Linked DNA regions of Mus musculus: region 2 is linked to region 1. Evidence: chromatin contacts called from ENCODE Hi-C or POLR2A ChIA-PET data. All regions are on one chromosome and are shown on one strand. The core of a region is the stretch at or near the end of the contact, and the rest is flanking DNA. Distances in the headings are between cores, read along the strand shown.

Evidence for each region. Hi-C counts contacts between places; a loop is a spot of excess contacts on that map. ChIA-PET counts read pairs that join two places held with the same protein, here RNA polymerase II (POLR2A).
Region 2: a map of T-helper 17 cell shows a loop between it and region 1 (4-fold over the local background). The contact joins the promoter of Grcc10 here to the enhancer-like site in region 1. A Hi-C loop is called at or near these places in 1 of 37 maps with a recorded cell type or tissue (T-helper 17 cell). POLR2A ChIA-PET finds 5 or more read pairs at or near these places in 1 of 5 experiments (embryonic stem cell).

What each region holds. Positions count from the first base shown.
Region 1 is chr6:122,806,621-122,813,348 of GRCm38, forward strand. No RefSeq gene overlaps it. Among named protein-coding and RNA genes, the nearest start is that of Foxj2, 10 kb to the right of the region's middle. Within about 2 kb of position 4,336, at least 1 of the 3 ENCODE cell types and tissues checked has a DNase peak (open chromatin) inside an H3K27ac peak, as active enhancers do.
Region 2 is chr6:124,737,318-124,744,045 of GRCm38, forward strand. Grcc10 (gene rich cluster, C10 gene) reads right to left here and starts at 3,752. Exons shown (of 3, transcript NM_013535.2): 1 at 3,603-3,752; 2 at 3,202-3,378; 3 at 1,866-2,096. The coding sequence starts at 3,654. The coding sequence ends at 1,945. It overlaps Rnu7 (U7 small nuclear RNA), which reads right to left and starts at 3,969; the gene lies at 3,908-3,969. Atn1 (atrophin 1) reads right to left here. Exons shown (of 10, transcript NM_007881.4): 8 at 6,431-6,574; 9 at 5,913-6,093; 10 at 5,227-5,788. The coding sequence ends at 5,755. It also overlaps a transcript of Ptpn6 not described here.

The DNA.
Region 1 (6,728 bases), core at 3,086-5,585:
ACCAAGTTGCACATCTGCTATATATGTGCAGGGGGGTCTAGGTCCAACCCTTGTATGCTCTTTGGTTGGTGTTCAGTCTCTGGGAGCCCCCAAGGGTCCAGCTTAGTTGACTCTGTAGGTCTTCTTGTAGAGTCCCTCCAAACCCTTCTCTCAACTCTTCCACAAGACGTCCTAAGCTCTATCTAATGTTTGGCTTTGGGTCTCTGCATCTGTTTTCATTGGCTGCTGGGTGGAGCCTTTCACACTAGGCTCCTTTCTGCAAGCATAGCAGGGTATCATTAATAGTGTCAGGGATTGGTTCTTGTCCATGGGATGGATCTCAAGTTAGGTCAGTCATTGGTTGGGGAACCTAAGGATAGTTCAAACATGCATATTGCATTTTGCTTATAGTCTCACTCCCCACTTACCCTTCCTTGGGCTACCTCCCACTTTCCTTGGTCTCCTTCCTGCTGGTCCCTTGTGCTTCAAAAGTGTTTTAGGGGAGTTGGAGAGATGGTTCAGTTTGATTCCCAAACACCCACATTGTGTAGCTCTGACCTGTGTTGAACTCCAGCTCCAGAAGGTTCTGATAGAGTCAATAGACTCTGGTCTCCATAGACACCTGTATTCAAGTACACTTTGGAGGTAGAGACAGGCAGATCTCCATGAGTTCAAGGCTAGCCTGCTCTATATAGCAAGTCCTAGGCCAGCCAGGGCTGCACTGTGAGACCCTGTTTCAAAACAAATAATAAATATATATATATATATATATATTTTAAAATTAAGATGTGAAGAAGCTGAATAATTAGATTTCTCTCAATTTCAGTTCAATGAACACTCGTTTTAGAATCATGACCATAATACACTAGTAAATACTAAGGGTAGTTTGAGGGATCTCTCTCTGACTTTGTGAATGCATAGTTTAGGAGGGGATTTAAACATAAGAGTCATTGCTTGGGATCAGTCTGATATGGCTAATTAAAGTAAATATTTATTTTTATGTGTGTGTGTGTGTGCGCGTGCCTGAGTGTACTTATGTGTACCACATGCATGCAGAAACCCAAGACCATCAGAAGAGTCTCCTGGAACTGGAGTTACAGGAGATTGTGAATGACATCATGGGTGCTGAGAACCAAATGAGGGTCTCCTTCAAGAGCAGTAAGTGCTCTTACCCGTCCAACCACCTCTCCAGCCAATAGGGCAAATTGTTAGGGAAAGTTCAGAATACTTTATCTGAAAGGAAGTTGGGGAAACATGAATGTCGCAGTATTTCTGAGACAGAAGAAACCTAAAGGCCAGGTGTGGTGGGATACACCTGTGATCCTAGCCCCTTTGAGGAAGAGGCAGGACATCAGGAGTTCTAGGTCACCCTTGCCTCTCTGTCCCAAGAACTAGCTGTGTACCATCATGTGGCTCTCTCATATGGTTCTTGTAGGCAGGGATTAGAGTGATGGACTATCTCAAATTTTTTTAGAACTGAGGAGTGGGTCTTCTTTGCTAAGTACAGATGAGAGGCCAAATCTTTAAATTCAGACTCCATTTTTAGAGAACCTGACCTAACTTTGAACTCAGGTAAACTAACAGGCCAGTACCTAGCATTAGTGTCCAAGTTAGCCCCCAACAAAACCAGAGCCTAGCTCGAGTCTCTAGGCTCAACCCCCAACAAGACCTGCATCTCCAGGTTACACCCCTAACAAGACCAACATTCCCAGGTTACTACCCCAACACATCTGCCTCCCCAGGTTACAATTCCACCCCTTGCCTAACAGCCACCAATGCAGAGGGGAGTAAAAATTAAGTTTATTATTTAATTTCCAGCACCAGCCAGTTATGCTAAAGGCCATAGTAGCTTTCCAATTAGATGCTTGCACACTTATCCCCAACTTGCTGCTTACTATAAAACCTTGCCCCAATAGATATTCTAGGTTCCCTCTCCACCAAGTCGGGGATGAGCTAGCTTGAAAAGAATTAAGACCCTGCTGTGAGTTGCATCAGATCAGCTCCTGTCTGTTGTGTGTGTGTGTGATCACTAACACTTCCCTGGCACTACACAGAATATTCCTGGACAACCTGGGTCTGTGGTCTTTGTAACAGGGACTTGGCCTGATGCACCTTCCAGCTGTTGAAGTATCTCATACAAAGTTGAAAAGTATCTCATACAAAGCAGGTGTTGAAAAATGTCAAAAACTACTTATTGGAGTTATAGGGTGGAAATTAATAAAGGAGGCCAGGATTTTTAGCTATAAATTATGATCTGCATACTTTACAGATATGGAATGTAAAATAAAGCACCTATGGCTTGCTAGCATGACTATGGGACAGTGCTGGCTTTAGTCTACCATTCCAGGACTAATCACTATTACTTCATGGGCATAGTTGGCTGTCAAGGCCATAGTAGCAACAACAGTAGCTTTCTGATGCCTGGCTCACAGCACCGCTCAGTGGGGTCATCAAGTTAACAATGTCAGCAACACAGTGCTGATTCCTTACCCTCTGAGGCTCCCTGGAAGATGAGCTCAGTAGTTGAATTCTTGGAGTCATTTCTCCCTTTTTTTTCCCTAAAGATTTATTTTTTATTTACATGAGTACACTGCAGCTGTCTTCAGACACACACCAGAAGAGTGCATCGGATCCCATTACAGATGGTTGTGAGCCACCAAGTGGTTGCTGGGAATTGAACTCAGGACCTCTGGCAGAGCATTCAGTGCTCGTAACCACTGAGCCATCTCTCCAGCCCTCTTGGAGTCATTTCTAAGATGCTGCAGCACTTGCAACAATTTTGTAAGCACCGAGTCCCCGTCATTAAAACCTTTTCTACATAAAGCCCTTTCTATTCACTGTAACCTACCCTGCCAAATGTAATGCACAGCTAAGCAAACCCCCTCCTGTCTCCCCATAAACACCCATTGCATTGAACTATATCTGGCTGTTCTGGAACTCAAGTAGGCTAGGCTGTTCTCAAACTCAGATCTGCCTGCTTCTGCCTCCTAAGTGAGGAGATTAAAGGCCTGAGCCATCATCCCCTGCTCCCCCACTAGTCTTTTGAGGTCTTATGGCTGGTTTTGGGGTCTCCAGATATAAGAGAAATTGGTAGCTATTATTGTTTTAGAAGAGGGAGCCAGACTTCAGTGAACCAAGAGGATTCCCCTTGAATCTAAGGTTCTATCTGATTCAACAATCTCAAGTTCAGTTGTCCGACTTCTCTCTTGCCCTCTTGGGCTCTTCCCTTCTTCCTCCCTTCCCCATTCCCTTCCCCCTCTATCCATGTGTTCATGGATGGCCTCTACTTCTCCCTCTCTGCCTCTACTACCTTCTTAACTCTCCAGGCCCTGAATAAACTTTATTCTATACTATTAAAAAAAAAAAAAACCAACAAACTCAAGTTCATTGCCTTCTTTTCAAAATTTAATTATGAATTAATGAACACATGTAATTATTTTTATAACACAAGTGGTTAAGTGAGAATTTAAAAAGTGGGGAGGGTTCATAAGACATACAAGGGCATCTTTAAAAATAATATCTTTCCCCTCATACTTTGTCTTCTTCTGTGTATGCACTGCCTGTCCCAGACACAAGAGAGTGAAGTGCCTGCCTATGCAGAAGAGTTTCAGTTCAGATTTTTTTTTTTTTGAGTCTAATTGGGCTGTCCTGGATCTCGCTGTGTTTGAGCAGGCTTGCCTCAAATTCAGAAATTAGCCTGCAAGCCTCCCAAACTACAGGATTAAAGGGGTGAGTCACCAAGCTAGTTTATTTTGAGTTCTTTTCACTTTCAACCATCAATACGCCCCTCCCCCATCGTCAAATTTAATCCAGACTTGCTTCTCTCTACGTAGTCGAGGATGACTTTGAACTTCTGAACATCCTCATCCTGCCTTCACCTCACATCACAGGTGTACGCCAACACGCCTAGTTTTGTCTTCTTGCGTGCATGAAAGACAACCTCCAGCCCCACTCCATTTCCGTTCTCTACGTGGAGATAAATCCCTTGCGTTTCCTTTTCACCATTTCATTCATTCCCGTTGGTACCGTGACTAAAAGGGAAGCCTGGGCTCAAAAGTTAAGTGTGAATATCGGGTATATTCCAGGAAGCCAGTGTACGCGCTCCCTCCCGAGGAGTAAGTAAACAGGAAACTATCGATCCCATGCAGGAAATGACCTTTGTGAGGGCAAAGTAGGTGAGCCGGTTTCCCTCGCTTTCCCTGAGTTCCCTTCCTAACTCATTTCCGGGTGTCAACCCATTTGGTCCTCCCCTACAAAACCAGCGTCGGCTGGCTCTTCACGGTCCACCCTAGAATTCCTCCCTGAGAGACCGGCCAATAGGCCCGGTACCTTTACGGACATTTTTATGCCCTGTTTTACATCACGGCAAACCTCCGCCAATCACTAACTGGGGGAGGAGGTACCAAAATAATCTTTACTTCCTCCCCAAATGGCCACCCTTCACCGCATCATCCTTTGATGGACTACCCAGGTGGCCAACCCTCGCTCAGTCCAGGGCCCAGCCCATGCTCAACTCCACCAGTCAGGACAAAGGAGAGGCATGCCCCCCCCCCCTTTTTGGAAATGCCTTGACGCTAGGCGTCCGGGCACCGGGGAAGTTACAACTTTGTACAGTCTGTGCTGCCAGCGTCCGGGTCTATCTCGGATCCAGTCTGGTGCCCCGGCGCCCACCCGGGATGGCCCCGCGGGCCCCGTCTCAGCCGCCTTTGCAGTGGCTCGCGGGTCTATCTCGGAGCCCGCGCTGCGCTCCCAGCCCCGGACGCTGGGCCGGCAGCCGGGGGCGCGGATCTTTCCATCCGCCTACCGCCGCTCTCCTCCCTCCTCTCCTCCGCGTTCCGGGCCGGGCTGACACCGGGGTGGGCGGAGCCGAGAGCTTGCTCAGAGCGGGGAGAGGCTGGCGCCTCTTAAGGTGGAACAGACCCATCGCTGGGCCTCCCTGGGTGTGCGACTCCCGCCCCAGCCTCGCTCTAAACGCTCGCTCTCGTCTCCCTAGCGAGCCTCGGTTCTCTACATAGTTTAGAAATTAATCAGGATGTAAAATGAACGCATAAACTGAAAAAGAAAAAAAAGTCAAGAAGATGCAAACTACTCAGAGAACTTTTATTATACTTGTGTTCTTTATTCCAGGGACTACAATCTTTAAGTGGTAGGTTTTTTTGTTTGTTTGTTTTTTTCCTTCCTCTTTCGGATGTTCAAATAAGAACTCACATTTTGCCTGATGAACATGATACACATGAGTCATTTGTATGCCGGTTTAGTGACACCGCCCCCCCACCCCTAACATGGACGACAAATATACTAAGGGAAGCAGAAACCTGGAGCCTGGTGGCTATAGGCTGCCTCTTATAGTTGGCCAATGATTCGTAGAGGGAGCTAAAGAGCAGAGGTGCTGCTATCTCAACGCCTTTGTAAAATGGATGAAAATCTGCTGCTTTCTGGATTTGGTTTGACGCAGAATTGTTCCTGTATAAAGGAAAAGCAGGGACAAAAACGGGGCAGAGACTGAAGAAAGGCTATCCCATGACCGGCCCAACTTGGGATCCATCCCACGCACAGGCACCAAACCCGGATACAATTACTGATGCCATGTTGTGCTTGCAGCCTAGCATAGCTGTCTTCTGAAAGGTTCTACCAACAGCTGACTGAATCAGATGCAGATACTTACAGCCAACCATTGGACTGAGTTCGAGACCCCTATGGAAAGGATTGAAGGAGCTGAAGAGTATGGCAACCCCATAGGAAGACCAACAGTATTAACTAACGGGGACTCCTGGGAGGTCCTAGAGACTAAGCCACCAACCAAAGAGCATACACGGGCTGATCCGTGGCCCTGCACATATGTAACACAGGACTGACTGCCTTGTCTGGGCTCAGTGGGAGAGGATGCACCTACTCCTTAGAGACTTGATACCCCAGGAAGGGGAATGCTGGGATGTGTGTGTACCTTCCCAGAGGCGAAGGGGAGGGAGGATGGGGTGAAGAACTCTGGAAAGAGGGACCAGGAAGGGGGGCAACATTTGGAATGTAAATGAAATAATAACAACAATTAAAAAGGATGTAGTGTAAATTAAAGATACTAGGTAACGATACATACACAAAACATGATAGCAAACATTTTACTATTTCTTTTTAATTTTTTTAAAAGCTCTGTTGTAAAATTTCAAACACAAAAGTAGAGAGAATGACAATGACATCTTATATTTTTATCTTATTAATATCTATCGTGTATGTGTGTATATATATATATCCGCATTACATGCATGTAGGAGCCAGGAGAGGTCAGAAGAGGGAGTTAGTCTCCTGCAACTGGGAGTTACAGCCAGTTGTGAACAGTGGACAGCAGGGCTCGAATGTAAATGGGGACCTCTGTTAGAGCAGCAAGTGCTCTTAATCTCTGAGCCATCTCTCCAGCTCTAACTTTATTTTCACTCTTGTACATGCATGTGAGCATGACACGGAATAGTACACATGTGACTACATGTGCCCTCAGCACCCAGGGGAGAGAATCCAGATCTCCTGGAGCTTGAGTCACAGGTGGTGGTGGTAGAGGCTGGACTTGCGTGTCCAATTGGGTCCTCTGCAAGAGCTGAAATCTTAGCTATCTCTTTAGCCTGAGAACAACATGTATGCTTAAATGTTGCAATAAGCAATATTTGGCCAATATTTTGCCACCTCTACTTTCCTCCTGGTCACTTGATTATTTTGAGACAAATTTCAGACATTTCATGCTTAAGTCACTCTAATACACA
Region 2 (6,728 bases), core at 2,502-5,001, 1.9 Mb after region 1:
CGGGTACCGAAAAGCCTGGAGATGGAGATGGCGGATACAGGTCACCCCCACGGGCAGATGGACCAAGACACAGAGGTGTCATGGAAACCGTGCACTTGGGTTGTTCGGTGTAAGCAGAGCAAAGCAGCTGAACCAAAGCATGCAGGGGCTGGACCCCCGAAGCAGAGGTCTTCCAAGTCCAGGTTAAAGAACCAAGAAAGGTTCTATAATGGGAGATTCCTTGTCAAGGCAGATGGGAAGTCTCGGCACCACCCCCGGGCCGGCAGGGACGAGATACACACCGGAGGAAGAGGGTACACAGAAAGAATTGAATGAGTATGAAAAGCCAAACTCAGCAGGACCCCTGTACAGACCACCCACAAAGTCACCAGAACTCTCTGAGTGGGCCTTCACTACCCAAACTCCACCAGAAGTCTAAGGTGCCCATGGCTTTCTTCTTGGGTGAACACACTATCCTTTGCCCATTTGTCCCCAGACATCACTCAGCTCAGCTCAAACATCATCTGGAAGCCCTCCCTGTCAGCCAATTATGTCTCCAGAATACATCACTTGCTGCTTCTTTTCCTGCGTGTTAGTTAGTTAGTGCTTCGGCCATCTGAAATAATCCTAGTTATTGCCTGTGTATTCACTCTGTCATCTCTGGCTGGAATGCCTGCTCTCTAAGCAGAGATCATGTCTGCCTCATATTCATATTACCAACAAACATCGTCATCAGTACCTGTCCACCATGTCTGCTCACCATTCATCTATCAAAGTTTGCTTTCTTTGGGGAACAGTGAAAGAACCAAACTGTCTGTGTGTGGGGGTACGTGGGGTGTCTAGGAATGGAAGAGCTTTCTCAAATGTGCCCTCAGACTGCCATGTCTGAGGTGATGCGAGCTACACAAGGGGGAAAGAGATCCTAGACAAGAGGCAGAAGCAGGAGGACCACAGGCCAGTGGTTAAAAATAAGAAAAGATTTGGGGTGGGGGCGGGGGAAGAGGCAGAGGAAATGAGCCTGGAGGTCTTGTATCTTGTGGTAAGGAGAGAGAGTTCACAGGGACAGGACGGGGACCCAGGGCAGGGGTATTAGTGGGAGTAGACTATTTTTGTAGGCATATTTGTTGAGGGTGTGAACAATGTCCATCCACCTAGACAAACAGGAGTCTGTGGGACACACACAAGTGGTGGAGGGGACTTACCCGCGGGACAACATCTCCCGGGAGGAGTGGGGAGAAGTCACAGGCAAAGGGCGACGGGGGCGGGGCCAATCGAGTGGCACAGCTGTTCAGGGATCCAGACCTTCAGGAAGAATATATTTCGTTTCTTGGCCACTTCCTCCTCTATCCAGCCTGTCAAACCAATGGGACTCTGAGGCCAAGCCCCTGGATTACAGGTCTCTGAGAGAAGAACGGTGGGGCGGGGCTGGCCAGAGTCCGCCCGCCCACCACGGCCAAATTCCCCAGAGGACTGCAGGAGTGCAGCAGGCTTCAGGCCTGTCCAGGCCTACTTCCCTGGGAAGGGGAGGAGCCACCTGCTGTTCTACCTGGAGCTCAAACTGCTGGAGCAGAAGGAGGGCGGGTAGAAGCAAAGCCCAGGAAGTAACCCTAGCCAAGGGACCGCCCTCGGAAGAGTACCTCTCTGACAGTGGAAAGCAGAGAGCCCAAAGAAGAGCCTGGGCCCGCTGCTCTAGGAGGTGCCACCTTTGTGAGCAAACCTCCCAGGGTACCAAGAGGCCCATCTTAGCCTCCCACACCCTAGGTCTCATGAGAGCAGGGTTGGTCCCAGCGAAGAGGATAGAAAGGGTCTAAAGGAGGGGAAAGGCTAGAGGCGGCTGGGTGGCAACAAGAGGGGGTAATCAGGACTACAAATGACTGACACAAAGGTTTAGTCACAAGTACATTTATTATCCTCTGGAACACAAGGGCCGCCTCCACAGCAGCAGCACACATACGAGAACCAATCTCAGGAGGCTGCCACACTGCTTCCAGAAGCAGGCCCATGGGGCGGCAGTGTCATGGGTGGCAGGAACAGGGCCTTCAGCTTGCCTGACAGGCTGGCAATCTCGGGATCCTGGGCTTCATAAGACTTGACCAGGCGGGCAAACTTAAGGACACCTGCAATCAGAAGCAAGTCAAGCCACACTGCTGGGGACCAGTGTGTGGAGGCAGCCAAGGGGGCTCCCTAGAGCAGAAGATCTCCTTTCGTCAGGCAGCCATCTGCAATAGAGGACAATTCACCCCCATGTCCTGCATGGCTTCAACCAACCCCGCCCCGGTTTTCACTAGGCACAACTGGATGCAATATAAAAAAGCCCTAAAACAGCTGGGCCTGCCCTTAATCCCAGCACTCGGGAGGCAGAGGTAGGTGGGTCTCTTGAGTTCGAGGCCTGCCTGGTCTACAGATTGAGTTCCAAGATAGCCAGGGCTACACAGAGAAACCCTGTCTCAAACAAACAAACAAAAAATTAAAAAGCATTATGTTTTCAGTCTCGGGTGAACCACGTTCAGCAGCTTAGCCTCAAGCAGCCTGATTTGAAAGAGACTCCCTGGTAGTCCTGGCTAGCTAACAAACAAACAAACAAACAAACAAACACAAAATTAATAAACAACTGTCCTTGGGAAGAGAGGGCTCAACCTGCCACACCAAACCTATTAGCCAAAAGGCAGACAAGAAAGAGTTCAGGTACACGAGAGAGTTCAGGTTAGAGCTGGGCCCAGTGACTCAAGCCTGTCACTTACTCAAAAGGCTGAGAAAGGTGGGTCTCTGGTTCAAGGCCATTCTGGGCAACTTACTGCGATCCTGACTCGGGGAGAGCTGGGAAGTTCGAGGGCCATGGAGAAACACTTGCCTATGTAGGGCTTTGGACTCTAGAGCCAGAACTTTTGTTTGGTGGGTTTTTGTTTTTTCAAGACAGGGTTTTCTTTGTATAGCCATGGCTACCCTGGAACTCCTCACCCTACATACCAGGCTGGCCTTGAACTCAGAGACCTGCCTGCCTCTGCTTCTCAAATGCTGGGATGAAAGGCCACTGTGGCCATGCCTGGCTTCAAGAGCCATAACTTTTCAGGCGGGGCTTAAGTCTAGTCCCTGAACTGTGAGTGGCAATGTTTGATGTGACTGCCGCCCTGTGGCGAGAAAAAGATCGATCGGGGGGGGGGGGGGGCATCATCATGCGTCCCACCCCCAGTCCATTCCTTTGCCAAGCCCTGTGGGACCCACCTTCCCCGTCGCAGCTGAAGCCATAGGCTTTAATAACCTCTTGTTGGATCTGTGTGGCTACGGGCAGCACAAATTGCAGCATCTTGCCCATATCGTTGCACGCATTGTCTCTAGCCTCGTCCATGCGCACGGCATTCTCTGGGGCCGAGAACGCTTGAATCACCTCCGCCAGGACCACTGCGAGACGGAAGCATCCCAGAGAGGTCCGCGGAGGACGGCGGGCGAGCCCAGAGGAGGGAAGAGGCAGGGAATTAGTGGGCCGAGGCCTGCAAGCAACCCGATAAGCTTGTCCTCCCAACCCTTCGCCCTAATGGGCAAGGGCCCCACTTGGAGAGGCAAAGAATAGTATCGCGCCCTCCCCCCAGAAGACGGCCCACACCCAGACTAGGCTCTTTCCTCACCCTTGGCCTGCTCCGCGCTCAGGGCCGCGGGCTGAGCCGAGGCGGACGCCATAGAACGCCACTCGGTGCTTGAGTAGTGGGAACACAGAAGAGATCCGGAGAACCCTGCAGCCAGCCACCTCCCCCACGGATGCAGGCCAGAGGAGGCAGAAAGGAAGCGGGACCGCACGAGGCGGAAGTCTCAGAGCGTGGCTCTAGCACATACGCGTTTCCTAGGAAACCAGAGAAGGATCAAAGCCCCTCTCACACACCGGGGAGCGGGGAAGAGAACTGTTTTGCTTTCATTGTAGACCAGTGAAATTGGGAGGGGTTTTCCGACCGAAGTCAGAAAACCTGCTAGACAAATTCTAAAAGAGCTGTAACACTTGCGGAAGTGCGTCTGTAGCGAGCCAGGGAAGGACATCAACTCCACTTTCGATGAGGGTGAGATCAAGGTGCCATTTCCACACCCCTCCACTGATATGTGAATCACAAAGCACAGTTCCTTATTCGGTTCGATAAACAATATTCTAAAAGACTATTAAAACCGCTCGTTTCTTGAGTTTGTGACCGCTTGTAAAGGCTATGCAAATGAGTCAGTGCTGATTGGCTGAAAACAGCCAATCACAGCTCCTATGTTGTTAAAAAAAAAAAAAGAGCTTCGCGAGATTAAAGGCTTGGAGCTAAAGCCGAAGTGAATCGGACTTAAGTAGTGGCAGGCGATGTGGCCCGATGTCTTGTAGTCTCATCCTTACAAGTTCCCCACACTGCAAAGACTCTGGAACATCAGGCCCGACCGGGCATAGCGCCACATTTCTGTGATACCAGCACAAAAGCTGAGAAGTTCAAGGCCAGCTTGGGCTCCATGGCCCTGCTTCATTAAAAATAGAGGGGTTGCAAAGATGGCTCACCCTGCTTGGCAATTCCTAACTGCCCTAACTCCAAGCTACAGGGACCCAACAGCTTCTGGTCTCTTTTGAGGCCTTGCATTCATAAGCGCAGACATGAGCTCATACACCTAACTATTAGTAAATCTTTTACAAATACTAATCTTATTGGCCTCCATGTTATACACCTTTAACTGTTTCAAATCATAAACTATGCTGAGAAGGGATTCAGATCTCTGAAACTGTCTCTGGAGCACTCTGGTGGCACATTATGTCAGTGATGTACTTCCAAGGGCTGAGTAGGTCTTAGATTTGCTTATGCTTGCTGTGCGCCTATTCTTGCTCTGAACGGCCTCAGGAGCCTGAACTCCCCAATCTAAAGGTCTAGGACAGGGCACCCCATAAGTATAGCTGAGCATCCAAGATCAAGAAGAGCCTTGTCAGGTTAAAGAGATGGCTCAGGGGGTTAAGAGCACAGACTGCTCTTCCAGGTGTCCTGAGTTCAATTCCCAGCAACCACTTGGTGGCTCACAACCATCTGTAATGGGATTTGATATTCTCTTCTGGTATGCATGAAGACTCTTGTAAAATAAATGAGTAATAAAAAAGAGCCTTGTCCAACTCCTAAGTTTCCATAAGAAAACCCCATTCATCCCTTCCCACTTCCCCTACAACAACCAGACCTCTCTCCCTACCCACCCCAACACCCTACCCACTGCAACCACCCTCCCCCAAATAAAAAACACGTCACAGACATATTCCTGGGGAACTGTGAGGATGTTTTTGTTTGGTTGGTTTTGGTCAGGATGTTTTTTAAAGAGCATCATATAGATATTTATATATATAAATTATTAATGTGGGACGGGTAAGGGCACATATCGCCGAGGGAGGGGGTGCACACACAGGGATGGGGCGGGGCAGCACACAATGCTACGCAAAACAGCCACATCTAACAGATGAAAAAAATCACACCAATGGGTTAGGGGAGGGGCAGTGGCCACCAAGGATTCGGCATAGAGGAGAAGAAAAGCAGGGGATAGGAGGAGGGACCTGGTCCAAGATACTGTGCACTTTCTGCCCCCACCCTTGCCACTTCCCACCTCTGCACACAACCCCGGGCCCTGACCTTGTCTGTCCCTTCTTCCCTCCCTCCCTCTACCCAGCTGCAGGAGCTCTGCAAGCGGGCAGCACCCTCTCCTCGGCTGGGGGTGGGGTGGGGTCAAAAGGTTGGGGTGGTCCTCCAAGGTCTGGATGAAGGAGCAGTGGGTGCTGTCTGGATCGCAGCTCTACAGCGGCTTGTCACTCTCCTTCTTCAGGTGACTAGATAAGAGGCAATGCAGAGATGAGACTGAGAAAGGGGGCTTCCCCTCCCAAGGGCTCGGTGTCCTGTTGGACCATGCCCAGAACCCACTTCCCCTTGTGCTCTGGGGGCAACCTGGAGTACCTGTAGTAGTCTTCCTGGGCAGGTAGTGGCACGCTGTGCAATGGGTGATGAGCATGTAGCCACTGCTGCTGTTCCAGCGCCAAGCGCTGCAGCTCAGCTGACTGCGCGTGCATGGCCTGCAGCTGATGAGCCGCTGACATTGGAGCAGAAAGGGAGGCCGGCAGGTCCCGGTAAGGGGCAGCTGTGAGAAGAAGGCACAGGAGTAAATGACTGCTGGATGGGGACAGTCAGCCAACGTTCCAGACAGACAGAGGAAGCTGAGGCTAAAATGCAAAGTTACAGCACCTAGCCTATGCTCTATCTGTCGGCCTGTGGTGGAACGGAACGAGCCCTAGCTCTTGAGGCTCCTTTAGAAGGGAACGAGCCCTAGCTCTTGAGGCTCCTTTAGAAGGGCCTCAGGTCTCCGTTTCTATCTTAGCTGCTCACATCTCTCTCCAAACTCCATTTGGCCCTTCTACCCCCCCGAGTTCCTCTGTTCTGGTCTTCCCTCACGTACGCCTCCCCTCCTCCATCCTTACCAAAAAGCTGGTGACGAAGAACTTCGTTCTCGTGCAGAGGGTGAGGAAGAAGGGGGTTGGGGAGGGTCCCAGCTGGGTAGGGGATCCGGGTAAGGTGAGACCCTGAGGCCAGGGGGTCAATGAGAGGGTGCACCGAGGCAGAGGCTGGAGGGCAGAGAAGAGGAAGGTGTCACCAGGAGGCAGGGTTGGGGACAACTATGCACTGGGGTGGAGGGATCTAGCTTGTGAAGAGACAGACACAAGGATCCAAAGCAGAACCAAGGTGGGAGAGAGGAGCTAGACCCTCTGAGATGACAGA